Linked DNA regions of Mus musculus: region 1 is linked to region 2. Evidence: chromatin contacts called from ENCODE Hi-C data. All regions are on one chromosome and are shown on one strand. The core of a region is the stretch at or near the end of the contact, and the rest is flanking DNA. Distances in the headings are between cores, read along the strand shown.

What was found. Hi-C counts contacts between places; a loop is a spot of excess contacts on that map.
Region 1: a loop to region 2 is called in a map of T-helper 17 cell, with 2.2 times the contacts of the local background. The contact joins the promoter of Dlg3 here to the promoter of Gdpd2 in region 2. A Hi-C loop is called at or near these places in 3 of 37 maps with a recorded cell type or tissue (T-helper 1 cell, T-helper 17 cell and T-helper 2 cell).

What each region holds. Positions count from the first base shown.
Region 1 is chrX:100,763,980-100,771,257 of GRCm38, reverse strand. Dlg3 (discs large MAGUK scaffold protein 3) reads right to left here and starts at 3,536. Exons shown (of 21, transcript NM_016747.4): 1 at 2,830-3,536. The coding sequence starts at 3,186.
Region 2 is chrX:100,725,776-100,732,662 of GRCm38, reverse strand. Gdpd2 (glycerophosphodiester phosphodiesterase domain containing 2) reads right to left here and starts at 2,816. Exons shown (of 16, transcript NM_023608.4): 1 at 2,468-2,816; 2 at 478-591; 3 at 164-267. The coding sequence starts at 582. Gm52438 (a long non-coding RNA gene) reads left to right here and starts at 3,495. Exons shown (of 3, transcript XR_003953096.1): 1 at 3,495-3,906. It overlaps Kif4 (kinesin family member 4), which reads right to left. Exons shown (of 30, transcript NM_008446.2): 29 at 6,413-6,535; 30 at 5,392-6,204. The coding sequence ends at 6,004.

The DNA.
Region 1 (7,278 bases), core at 2,287-4,786, 38 kb before region 2:
CAACATCCATAGGAAGCCTGGTGAGGGAACCTCTCCATTTCTGAACAACAGTTCCCCCTGACTTTGGGATCATAGAGTCCCACAATGTCAGATATAGAAAGACAACATATACCACTTTCACATGACAATTGAGGACACTAAGGCCCAGAGTGGTTGTGGGGTGTGCCAAAAGCACACTGGGAGTTAGGATATAGAACTTGTATCTCCAGGTACTCTTTGGACTATAGGAGGTTTCAAGGCCAGTGGTAATTTGGCTGATCATCCCTTCTCCATGTTATTTCCATCAGAGTTATTTCCCGGAAGTCCTATTTTTACACGTCCTTCAAAGGTCCCAGAAATACAAGTTCTCAAATGGACAGGAGTGAAAATCCTAATCCAAATTTTTTTCCAAAGCAACTTTTGATTTGAACCCTTTCTGTGCTCCAGAAGAAAGGGTCAGGGTGGGAACTGGCCAGGAGTCTGAGGACAAATCAGGGTTAGGACAGGACTGGGGTAGACAAAATTTCCCATGACGGGGAACCTGATGACCCATAGACAGTAGGATCAGAATTTGTGATCTTAAGCACACAGTAGCCATGGCAAGACAGGCTAGTAAGGGGTTCAAAAAAAAAAAAAAACACAGGTTGTTTTCAGCAACAAATAGACATTGCCTTCCAGACAGGACATACTTGTGGCCTTTGTTCAAGTGGAAATCTGATTCTGCACAGACAAGTACACCTGCTTCCTCATTCCCACAATCATTTTCAAGACTAAAGGAAGCCCCTTGTCTCCCTCACCAAGTGTCCCAGCACTGATCCACATTTCTCTGGCTGTGTTACACCCTTCTGAAGTTGTGGCCCCAGAAGAGAGCACACAGGGTGAGTGTTCTTCTAACATAGTCTGCTCTGCCTCCCCCTTCCCACCTTCATCCTCTGCAGCACTGGCTTCAAGAGTGCTGACTAGCCTCCCCTCTCTCTCCCCCTTCATGTTCTGTGGTCTTAAGGAGTCAGTGGGGAGGGCTCCAGCTGCAGCCTCACCCTGGTCCCAGGAAGAAAAATCACTGCTTCATCAGAGACCCCCCCCCCCGCAACTAACACAGCCAACTGAAGTGCCATACAACCGTTACAGAGCAAAAGAGAGCCCATGCAGGTACACTCTCTCGTGTACCTAGTGTACCATGTGTGTTCCACATGTGATAAGCCATGCCCACCTAGTTTGGGTGGCACCTGGAGGTTTCAGCTCCCAGTAGTCCACCCTCTAGCTCTGGTCCCACTTCCACTCAGGGACCTTGCCTCTAGGGTCAGGAGCCATCCAAAGATCACCCAACAGGCCCGGCCCTGGAATTGGCACCTATTTCTCACTAGGCAGGCCAAGCATGAGCGTGTGCTTATAAGGGAGGGGCAAAAAAGAGGGGACTCACTGGAGAGGGCAAGGAACCAAGGCTAGGGACATAGGAAGAGGTGTAGACAGACAGACATACAGAATGGATAATTCTGATCTCCAAGAAGCCCCCTCTTTTGCTTCTAGGTAAAAGCACATCCTATTCTCCGAAGAGGACAGGGGTGACCAGATGGTCACCAGCTTGGGACAGTCAGCACCTTCCATAGAGAGCAAAGCCTCTCCTCCTCTCTTTCCACCCTGGGGGTTGCAGAACTGAAGAACTAGACAGGCCCTCCGCCATGCGTGCCAGAGACCTGGCTCTGCTGGCCCAGCCTCCATTTTGCTGTTTCTCCCACAGACGCTCCTTCCATTTTCTAAGCTGGCAGTTCAGGCTGGGAGTGGAAGCCGGAGTTGTGCCCAGCACCCAGGGGCTCCCAAGCTGTGCCAAATCAGAGCTGGGGAGCTAAGCTCTCTCACATCTGTGGGTACCCATAAGGGCCATGTCCCACTCAGAGAAGACCCTGCATTAGGGCAGCTACCCTTTGCCTGGTTCCAGGCAATATGCCTGCTTTGGAGCAAGAAGGCTTGTTTAACACCCCCTGCCCCCCAACCCCCCGCAGCACACACTTCAGAGCAGCTTGGACAAAAGAGTCTGTCCTTCTCAGCAGCATCTCAGCCTTGCTTGGGATGTGTCTTGCCCCCCCCCCTTTTGCCTGTTAAGCGCTTCTCATCAGGGACAACACACACACACACACACACACACACACACACACACGTGTACACTCTTGAAGCCACATGCTTACACACATATACATGGAGACACCCTCGGGCGAACACAGCTATCCCTGCAGCCTCATCGACAGAGACACCTTCACATTCAGAGACACATCCTCACATATCCATGTGCACGTTCACACACAAAGGGACTGGGATGGAGAGGGACTCATGGTATGGAGAGATGACGCTCAGCCATCTGGGCACATGGGTTCTGATACATACATTCACACAAGCTCCATTGCTTTCTTCCACACACCCCAACATACATACAAACACATATGTCCCCCCCACGCAGAGCACCATGCCCCCTCCTCCCCTCCTATGGAGACACACACCACATACAACCCCCGCAGAACCTCCCGCCCCCTGCCAGACACAGAGACACTGCCACCCCCCCGCCCTGCACTGAGACAAACCCAAATCCCCCACACTAGAAAAATGTGCCCCTCCGCCATACCATCACCCCCTGATACAAACAGCTCCTCCCAATCCCCTCCAAACGGAGACCCCCTAAACAGACACACATAGAAGATGTATTTTCAACAGTCTCTCTTTGGTCAGCTGCTAAAGGCTCAGATCCATAGACTTGGAGCCCCAGCAACCTCTACTGCTCCCCAGACTTCCTAGACCCCAATCCCTAGTCCTTTGGGTTGTCCCACCAGCCTCCCCTCCTCCTCATCTGCCGGTCCTTACCTGCTCATACCAGTCCCGGTTGGTACAGGTGCACTCGGGCCACCAGCCGGGGCCACTGCCGTTGAGTTTTGGGGTGCTCTTGCCGGGGACTGGCTTAGGGGGCACTGGCCCCACATCTCGGCCTGTGGGGATGAGCTTGGCCTTGGTGCGAGGGGTGGGGGTAGCCCCTGCCTGTGAAGGCAGGGTCTGCGAGCTGTAGCCTCCATAACCGGAGCTAGCCCCATTGCCCCCACTTGGCCCATAGGGGTCCGGCACCTGCCAGTCCCCGTAGCCAGGAGGCTCAAGACGCCGCAGGGCGGCCAGGCGGGTCACCTCATAGCACTCGGGGCACTTACAGCAGTGCTGGTGCTTGTGCATGGCACTGCCCCCCGCGGCTCGGACCCCCCAGCCCACGCCAGTTTCCACGCCGCCGCCGCCGCCGCCGGGCTCCCTAGCACACTCGCACTGCTCAGACCAAGAAGGAGGGGGCACCCGTGGGGGTGCCCTGGCTGAGCGGGGCCTGGGGCCGGGCGGGCGTCCTGGGGCCTCTGCCCCCACGCTGCCCCGCACCCATGGCTCCCCCTCCAGCACTGGCGGCTCCGTGTCGCCCGTTGTGGCTTCTGGGCCGAGGCCCAGCGGCAAAGAAGAATCGGGCGCCCAGGCAAAGGCTAGGTGCGGCGAGAACCTCTTCTGCTCAGGTCCCCAGGATGGATCTGAGTGGAGTCAAGAGCATCTCTCCCTGGCTCCCTTCTCAATTGATTCCAGCCAATCAGAGCGCAGAGTCAGGCAGCGGCAGCGGCAGCAGCAGGAATGCTAAACAGCGGCTTCTTAAAGGAGCAGAAGCAGAGGCGCCCCCCCACCCCCCGGACTCAGACACATCTCCCCTATTCTGTGGAGTTACTGGCAACCCTAGTCTAGGTGGCTGAGATTTGGGCCACTAGAGAGCTGAAGAGTATGATCCTGCGATCCTGTGTTCTCGTGTTGCCAATTTCAGGCTGTCTTCTGCCCGCTCCACCCCGCCCCACTGGCAAGAGGGAGTTGCAGTGAGATGCTCAATGGGTCCCTAAGCTTGCTCTAAGCTAGGGCCATCAGAAGTAAAGGCAGCAATAGAACCGATCAAAGGGGCATCTGGACAGGGTGCGCGAAGTGCTGCCTCCTGCAGGGGACCAAGGAAAAGGGCAGCATCCAGGTCTGTCAGCGCATCCTCATCAGGACCATTGTTCTTTCATTTCCTAGGCCCTGTAATGAGTATCTCTCACAGTCGACCTTTCTTACATCACCAGTGAGAGACTAACCTCAGAACCGGCAACGAGAGAAAACTATTTATGCCTGCCTCCGACACTTCTGCCTCCACTCCATGGTTATGTTAGGGAAAAGAGGCTTGAAATGTTACGAGGAAAGGGAGTTCGGGTACAAGGAAGTGGTAAGAAAAGATCTAAAGTGAAAGAAGCCAATTCTTTGGTTCTGGCACAGCACCCAGGAATCCCGATTGAAGGAGGTCTCCTTGACTTCTCCTCGCTCACGCTGTTGGAAGGTGGGGAAAGGGTAATCATAAGACAGAAAGAATCTTTTTTTTTTTTTGAGACAGAGTGATCATCCTGCCTCAACTACTTGATTGGTGATATTACAGGTGCCACCCAGGCTAGCTTTTTGTTTCTGTCCTTGTTTTATCTTTAGCAGACAATGACTGAATCGTTACAAAGTCTGAGGTGCAAACAAAAGTCTCTATCAAGGCAGTACTAAAGGTACCTCCATTCTACCAATAAGAACTGTAAGCTCAGCGGTGCTAACACAACTAGGTAGCATAACTGAGAGATGAAAGTTCTTGCCATTTGACTGGAACCCATGCTCTAAACTACTCAGATAAGCACTGTGCTCTAAGTTCTGCAGATTTTAGGTCTCCGTTTCATTTAACAGACATTAATTGAGCACTTACCCGGTGTAAAGCCATCACATGGGTGTTGTGAATAGAGACTTGGGCTTAATTCAACAGATGTTCATGCCAAACACTGTTCTAGAATATAGTAATAGAACAATACGATATACAACAAACAGACCCAGTCCCTGAGAGGATGTAGACAAACGTAAGTGCAACAAAGAACAGAAAACCATATAGTTATGGTAACTAGCCATGGTTGTCAACTTCAGTAGAATTAGAATCACCTAGAAGATACGCATTGGGCATATCTGTGAGGGCATTTCAAGTGCGGATGAACAGACCTTCAGTGGGAGTGGCATCTTCCAATGGGTCACCCAGATACAGAGAGGTCTGAGTAAAATGCAGCAAGCCTATGCCTGCTTTCACTTCCTTTACAAAAATTATTTGTAGACTTGTTTCATTTTCTGTGTACTAGTGTTTTACCTGCATGTATGTATTTGAGCCATTTGCGTGCAGTTCTGGCAGAGGCCAGTAGGGCGTGTCAGATCCTCAGATATTGAAGTTACAGATAGTTGTCCCTCAGAACCAAATTTGGGTCTTCTGCAAGAACAACGAGTGCTCTTAGCTACTGAGCCATCCCTTTATTCCCTCTTCTCTTCCTTTTGACTGCACGTATCACTGCTGTTGCCATTATTGGCCGCCACCAGACTTTATCCAAGTGAACTTAACACCAGTGACTTTTCAGTGACTCTCCAGGCTTTTGACACTGGATTGGGTCTGCTGAAATGTCTTTTTTTTTTTTTTTTTGGACTGAGCAGCTACCACATTCCATGCCTTGCCAGTGTACAGACAGCCATTGTTGGACTGCTAGTTTCCCTATCATGTAAGCCAATCCAATAAGCCCACATATAATATGTATACATTCTATTGGTTCTATTCATTTACAGAGACCTGTCTACTGCAGATTTTGGTACTACAAGCAGTTCTAGAGAAAGACGTGATTTCTGCACGTCTCTCATTTGATTACTTATATCGAAAGTTACTAAACATCTTCCCGATGGTATGGAGAGCACTGACAGACAATCCATGGTGTGAACTGTTTAAAGAAATATGCACGAACTTAGGAAATTAGTCTGAACAGGTGAGAGGGTGCGCCAGAGAACCTGACAGCCTCTGGAACAGGCAGAAGCACAGAGGGGCTGAGGCAGCACCCTGTGTGGGCCGGGGACAGCCGGCCACCTTCCGGACCGGAGGACAGGTGCCCGCCCGGCTGGGGAGGCGACCTAAGCCACAGCAGCAGCGGTCGCCATCTTGGTCCGGGACCCGCCGAACTTAGGAAATTAGTCTGAACAGGTGAGAGGGTGCGCCAGAGAACCTGACAGCTTCTGGAACAGGCAGAAGCACAGAGGAGCTGAGGCAGCACCCTGTGTGGGCCGGGGACAGCCGGCCACCTTCCGGACCGGAGGACAGGTGCCCACCCGGCTGGGGAGGCGGCCTAAGCCACAGCAGCAGCGGTCGCCATCTTGGTCCCGGGACTCCAAGGAACTTAGGAATTTAGTCTGCTTAGGTGAGAGTCTGTACCACCTGGGAACTGCCAAAGCAACACAGTGTCTGAGAAAGGTCCTGTTTTGGGCCTTCTTCTTCGGCCAGGAGGAGGTCCAAATACAAGATATCTGCGCACCTTCCCTGTAAGAGAGCTTGCCAGCAGAGAGTGCTCTGAGCACTGAAACTCAGAGGAGAGAATCTGTCTCCCAGGTCTGCTGATAGACGGTAACAGAATCACCAGAAGAACAATCTCTAAACAGAGTCAACTATAACTACTAACTCCAGAGATTACCAGATGGCGAAAGGTAAACGGAGGAATCTTACTAACAGGAACCAAGACCACTCACCATCACCAGAACCCAGCACACCCACTTCGCCCAGTCCAGGGAACCCCAACACACCTGAGAACCTAGACCTAGATTTAAAAGCATATCTCATGATGATGGTAGAGGACATCAAGAAGGACTTTAATAAATCACTTAAAGAAATACAGGAGAACACTGCTAAAGAGTTACAAGTCCTTAAAGAAAAACAGGAAAACACAATCAAACAGGTAGAAGTCCTTACAGAAAAAGAGGAAAAAACATACAAACAGGTGATGGAAATGAACAAAACCATACTAGACCTAAAAAGGGAAGTAGACACAATAAAGAAAACTCAAAGCGAGGCAACACTAGAGATAGAAACCCTAGGAAAGAAATCTGGAACCATAGATTTGAGCATCAGCAACAGAATACAAGAGATGGAAGAGAGAATCTCAGGTGCAGAAGATTCCATAGAGAACATCGGCACAACAATCAAAGAAAATGGAAAATGCAAAAAGATCCTAACTCAAAATATCCAGGAAATCCAGGACACAATAAGAAGACCAAACGTACGGATAATAGGAGTGGATGAGAATGAAGATTTTCAACTCAAAGGTCCAGCAAACATCTTCAACAAAATTATTGAAGAAAACTTCCCAAATCTAAAGAATGAGATGCATATGAACATACAAGAAGCCTACAGAACTCCAAATAGACTGGACCAGAAAAGAAATTCCTCCC
Region 2 (6,887 bases), core at 1,567-4,066:
CTCTAGGGATTGGTGAGTTTTCCTGGAGGAATTTTCTAAGGATGTTGATAGTGCTGGGATACGGGGGCCATGGAGAGCTGGGGATAACTTATAGTGGGGGCTGAGCCCAGGGTAGGATGTAGGTTGGTCGGTAGGTGGAGGAAGGAGGTGGTACATGACACACTCATTGAAGTTGTGCAGATCATTGAGAAGGATGAGCCCGATGTACAGCCATCCCAGGGACAGGAGGAAGGTGAGGAAGAGCAGGCCAAACCAGATACAGTCGCACTGCAAAGGAGCAGGAGAGAAGCTCTCAGCTGATCCCCATTTCATGCTGAGAGGCCCCCAGAATGGCAGCTCAGCTTCCTGCCCTGCACTGAGCTGTTCTTCCAGTATTTGAGGGAGATTTTCTTCCTGGGGGAGAGAAAATCCCTTCCTCCCAGCTGCCTATGAATCCAAGCAGCCTTCTGATTTGTCACCCCCCCATCCCTTCTCCACCTTGCTGGTTTGCATCTTCTGTTTAGGATATTTCCTCCAGTGGCAGCTGTACAGGCAGTGGAGGCAGCGGGCCCAGATGGAGCAGCAGCCGGGGGAATCTGCCATGGTTAAGGCCTGGGGGAAAAGGACATTTGACCATCAGGGACCCACATAGAGGACAGATCTCAGTCTCCCTTTCCATGTATCTGAGGAGCCTGGGGCAGGTAGATAGAAGCCTTCGATGCTGCTCAGCAGGAAGGTTGGCTGTCACAGAGCAGACCCGGAGCTCTGGAGTTCATGAGGTGACAAATTCTAAACCCAGAAAAGAGGAACCGTTTCTGGAGTTGCCCCTTATTTTTGATACCTGGGAGGTCAGTGGCCCAGCCTTTTTGTAGGCGTCATATGTGTACCCACTCTCTCCAGATCCTTCCTATTTAATGACATCCAAAGCTGGCTTTGGAGTGCTTGCCCAGAGTAACTTAGGAGAAATTGCCTCAGGGTGGGGCAAACTCAGTTCGGCAAGTTAAGGCAGATCTGCCTGAGCTTGAGGCAGCCTGGTGCTGTCTTGCACCCCAGAAAGCAGGAGTCAACCTGAAGCTGAGGTTCTCATTCTGACCCCAGGCTGAGAGAGACACAGCCAGTTGACTAGTTGCTATGGATACGGGATTGAACAAACCACAAAGCCCCTGACTAAAAGATTCTCTGTGTCCACTTCTCAGGGGTTAGGGGCACTGTAAAATAGAAGACTTGAGGGGAGCAGGCTGCCTGGATCACTGCCTTCTAAAGGAACCTCATTCCTGTCTGCACAGTCCAGAAAATCCAAGTCTCCCCCCCGCCCCCACAACCTAGCCTTATCATTTCCTTCCCAGACATCATATACAGTCACCCTCCACCCCAAATAGAAACCCAACTCCCACCTTCCCCGTCCCAGAGGCCCCACCCTCTGAGCTATCCTTAAAGTACATTAAGCACACAGGGCAAAGGTGCATGTGTGCGTGTCTGCTTGTGCGTGTCTGTAGCGGGGGGGGGGGGTGGTGGCGGCGGCAGGGGAATTGTTCTGGAGCAGGGTATTCCTGTGCCTTGTGGTTCTCAGTACGGCTGAGACTAAGCAGATCTACAAACCAGACTGGGCTTGTGAGTGTGATTCTACTTGAGAGGGTGTGCAGTTTGCAGCAGGTGAGAAGTCTACTACTGAACTACCAACGTAAGCAATAAGCAGGGTGTGACTGTGGGTCATGTATCAGCAGATGAACATGTGTGTGCACTAGTGGACTTGTGGCTCCCAGTAAAATGGGTTTCAAAATGACTATGTAAAGGAGCCTCTGGATAATCTCTCTCTCTCTCTTTCTCTGCTCTCTCTCCTCTCTCTCTCTCTCTCTCTCCCTCTCTGCTCTCCCTCTTTCTCTCCTCTCTGCTCTCTCTCTCCCTCTCTCCCTCTATGCTCTCCCTCTTTCTCTCCTCTCTGCTCTCTCTCTCTCTTCTCTCTCTCTCTCTCTCTCTCTCTCTCTCTCTCTCTCTCTCTCATCTAACTGTCCTGTACAAAGGAACGGTGTCGCTTTTTCACTCTGTGTGAGAGCTCTTGCAAGAACGCAAGGTGTGTCTGCTCTTAAAGATGCCCCCTTAATAAATTCTCCTTAGGAAAGGAGGGTCCCGTCTAGGTAGTGGAGGGGTGGGAGCTGGGTCCCTTCCCACTATACTGACTGGTCAACCCAAAGAGAGGCCCCTGCTTCTCCCCATCCCGGAACTGGGCTACAGTATCCTGCCCTGAGCACCAATCCACATCCCTTGCTTCGTCTAGGGTCATACCCGGGCACCCCAGATTTCCAGAGTCCTACCTCCCTCAAGAGTTGCCTGGAAGATGGAATCAGGATCTGGCCAGTCTGAAAGACCCGGAGCAGGGAATCTGACAGGGGTGCTGCATAGCCCCCTGGGCTCCATCCCTCCCGGCTTGAGCCGCTCTTTGCTTCCCGGCTCCCCAGCGGTAGCCCCCAGCCTTCCCGAGCCCTCACACCTTTTACACAGTGAGCAAGCAAGCCCGCAGCTCTGCCTCCCAGCTCCTCTCCGAGTTGTCTGCCTCCTCCCTCTTGCAGTCCCTGGCTCAGCCTCACTGGTCAAACAGGTGTCACTGTTGCCACCTACAGGAAGAAGTGTGGGTCCTCTTGGAAGGCCGGGAGAGGCGCTATGGCTCGAGCACAGTCATGGTGGGAAGATGAGCGAGTGAGCTAGCTGGAGAGGAGGTCGGCTTCTTTACTCTCTGGAGCTGGCAGTCAGGGGGCTTGGTGTGAGGAATTCCTTTGTGCAGCCTTCCCCATCCCTCTGTCCCTCCTCCTGTTCCCCTCCCAGTCACTGCCTGAGGGCTTTGTCCTGGCTCTAGGAGGCCAGGACTGAGGGCATAGGAGGGAGGGAAGCTGGGGGAGGTGACCACACAATTTTGCAACTTGGCAGCGAGGAGAAGGGGCCCTGCCAGTCCCCTAGAAACTCTTGAGTGGATAAGGAAGTCTAACCTCAAGCTTCCTAGGAGTACAACTTCCAATCATTAGCTTCCCTTTCCTCTTGGGCTATTTATACTTCTGCAAGTTCCATCGATGTGATGCTATTGAAGTGACTTTATGAACTCTAGGCAGTAAGATGCCCCATTTCTGGACCAGGAGTCCCTGTGGATGTATTCAATAGCCCTCACCGCACCACCCATCAGGTGCTCATTCAGGATATCAGGCTCGCTGTCTTGTTTATCAAGCACTGAATGGCTTCAGGAGTGTATAGTGTATTAGGGTACCAGGCTTTTGGAAGATGAACATGTACAAAAGAAGCAGGTGGCCTAGCAAGCTGTGGTCAGCTTAGTATAAAAAGTACAGGATTGCATGGGAGCTGTGTTGATGGACAGCTCTTGGATTGGGGCTGATGAAGTGACTTGGGGTCTGTGTGTGAGCACTATGGAGGGTGGGAAAGGATGACTCCTTACAGATAAGCTGGCTTCCCCTCCCCCTCCACACACTCAATTTTATCCAGTGAGGGAGACTGGCTCTCTTCTGCCAGGAGCTGGTTCCCTCCCTCTCAGCTTTCCCATTGTATCCAGAGGCTCTATTTGGCAATGACAGAGATTCTCTAACTCTCTCAGAATTAAAATGCAAAGAGGAGCAAGGCTGCTTGCTGGCAGGAAGCCAGGGAGGGCCAGCGGGTCACCTAGTCCTCCACTGGGAGTCATTCTTGGCAGGTTGTTTTTCAATTTCCTTTGCTTGGGTTGTGGTGGATTCTAGAGTCTTGTTTTCTTGTACGTGGGGATGGTTTGAGAGCCTTTTGGGGGTGGTGGGGTGGGGACAGCATTCGATATGCATGGATGAGCCTCAAGGCTTGCAAACTCCCAAAAGGTTTCAAATATAGCCTGTATGAGGTACTGCATGGCTGGCCCCCCTTCTGGCTTCTAACTGGAGACAAGAAATCTGGCATAAGGTAAGGAATAATCCTTGTCCCCCCCCCCCCACTTCCTTTTTAAGGGAGAAAGCAAGGGGGCAGTAGTTTTGTTCTGTAAACGGAAAAGCATTAGTAGGATTGCAGGGCACTAGAAAGAACTATATGGTAAATGTAACTGGCTTCTGTTCCCAGCTCTAATATTCACTGACATTGTAACTCTATATAACCACCTCTTTGTACCACGGTACTATCTCTGTTAGATATTTAATGTTCCCCAAGGGCTTGTGTGTTCACAGCTTGTTCCCTGGCCTGTGGTACAATTTGGGAGGTTGGGGAAAACTTTATAGCGAGGTAGGTTCTCGTGGAGTGTCTGTCTTTTGTATACTGGAGAGTATGCTCTCGAAGGCTGGTGATGGGACCCAGATCCTTCCACTATTTTCTCCCATCCTGCTCCATCGTACTTCTGTCATGATCTAATATGGGTTTCTAAGCATGGCCCAGGGCCTCCAAAACCATGAGCTAAATTAAACACATTCTCCAGTCAACTCCATCTCTCAAGTATTTGCTATTGTATGGTAAAGCAGACACTTGATTTTCTTATATGCAAAGTACAGGCTAAGGACCTTGAACATTTTTTTAAAAAGATTTGTTTACTATGTTGTACTGGCTAGTTTTGTGTCAACTTGACACAGCTGGAGTTATCACAGAGAAAGGAGCTTCAGTTGAGGAAATGCCTCCATGAGATCCATCTGTAAGGCACTTTCTCAATTAGTGATTAAGGGGGAAAGACCCCTTGTGGGTGGGACCATCTCTGGGCTGGTAGTCTTGGTTCTATAACTGAGCAGGCTGGGCAAGCCAGGGGAAGCAAGCCAGTAAGTAACATCCCTCCATGGCCTCTGCATCAGCTCCTGCTTCCTGACCTGCTTGAGTTCCAGTCCTGACTTCCTTGGTGATGAACTGCAGTATGGAAGTATAGGCCGAATAAACCCTTTCTGCCCCAACTTGCTTCTTGGTCATGATGTTTGTGCAGGAATAGAAACCCTGACTAAGACATATGTATACAGTGTTCTAACTACATATATGCCTGTAAGCCAGAAGTGGGCATCAGATCCCATTACGGATGGTCATGAGCCACCATGTGGTTTCTGGGAATTGAACTCAGGACCCCTGGAAGAGTACCCACTGCTCTTAACCGCGGAGCCATGTCTCTAGCCTAAGCATCTTTTTGTTGAGAAGCAAACACAGTTCTGGCAGGCATATGGGGAAGGGGATGCTCACGAAATGTGTAGAAACTAGCTTTGTCAGGGTCCTTCATGCTCCTAAAGCAGCAGTAGGGAGCTGGGTCAGGGTGTAGCTCAGTGATAGAATGTTTGCCTGGCATGTCTGTGAGCCCCTTTGCTCAGTCCCTATCCCTGTAAACAAAACAAACCACCAAACAAAACACTAGGCAGCCTTCCCAGAAAAAGGAAGGATGTGTATTTGTGGGGAAACTGAAATGGATCTCTTTAAGACTTCCCAGGGGATGAAGAAAACATGTTGGAATTTTATTTCTTCCTCTAGCATAGAAGGATCTCCTTCAACTAGTAGATGAACTAAGGTTTATTTATTTTCTTAACATTTTTAAAATGTGACATTCACTTCAGTAACACGTGTGACAGACAGTTGAAGGGTTTGTCAAGTCTGGCGTTGGAATGGAGCAGGAAAGCTCCCTGCCCAATTCATGAGGTGTGGTGAGGGAGTCGAGCCAGGTCTCCATCCTACTCGAGACTCTTCCATTAAGCTGATGTGATCATGAAAGAAGAACATGTCGGCCTTAGTTCCATGAAGAGACAATTCAACTGCTCACAAAGAGTGAGCTAGACTGTACTGGGGACTGGCTCCTCTAGACTTATCAGGCAGGTCAGTTGGTTCTCTCTCCAGTAGAAGGCTCAATGCCTTCTAGAGAAGCAAAGTAGTTGTTTGAAGGCTTAGATAGTAAAGGCCAACACTCAGCCAAGGTCCTCCTCCTTTCAGGGACACTTTTCTCATTTTCTCAATAGCAAGACCTAAAACTACTGAAGTCATTAGTGCTCTTCCCCTCTGTGCCTCACCCTCGGACTGTGTCCACGGCAGACAGAAGAGACAATGGCCCTAAACTCAGTGGGACTCTTCTTGGATAGGAGAGCAGCCAGAGAAGAAGCTGGTATTGCTGGCCAGAGCTCGCTTCTTCTTCTTCCCTATGGCCTTATTTTCTTGTGATTCTGACGCTATAGACTTCAGTTCTGGGTGGTCAGAAGAAGAGACAAACACGGGCTGCTTCAGCTGCACCTGATCTGCATCACACATTTCTTTTAGGATCTAGGAAAGATAAGAGACAGAAATGAATACACAGGCCCAGCTGAGCCAGTACAAAGGCTCTCCCCTACAACTGCTCTGTTCAATAAAACACTCCAGCCAGTGCACAGCAATATCTTTCCCTACAACCATCTCCCATAACCTTCTATCAGAGCTAATGCAGAAGAGGATGTGCATATAGTTTTTGCAAGTCTTGCATTTAGCCACTCACCTTGCTACTGGGAGTTGCACAGATAGGGTGGAAGAAGCTTAAGCCTGAGGTCACCTCTGTGGGATCTTCCAGTTTGAAAGAGTTTTCAGAATCTTGGTTTAGCTCAATAGCATCTGAATTGTCCTGAAATCAAGCAGATAGGGTTATTATAATTTAGTCATCCAAGTTACAAAACAGCCTGGTCCTCTTTAGCCGGGTAGCTCCCAGCTCTGAGGACCTGATCAGTCAATTACTCAAAGCAAACCTAAGGCAGCTACTGTTTGGAGAAGCCATAGGGCTTCACATGCTCTGTCCCCAAAGGCATGGAGTCATGCTTAAGAAGCAGACTCCAAGGACCTGTGTAGGTCTGCAGTGAAACATACTATGCAGGAAACTTGGGTCAAGTTGGGTGCGGTAGCATATATCTGCAATCCTAGAACTTGGAGGCCGTGGCAGAGGGATGACAAGTTTGAGTCTAACCTAGGGTATTTAACAA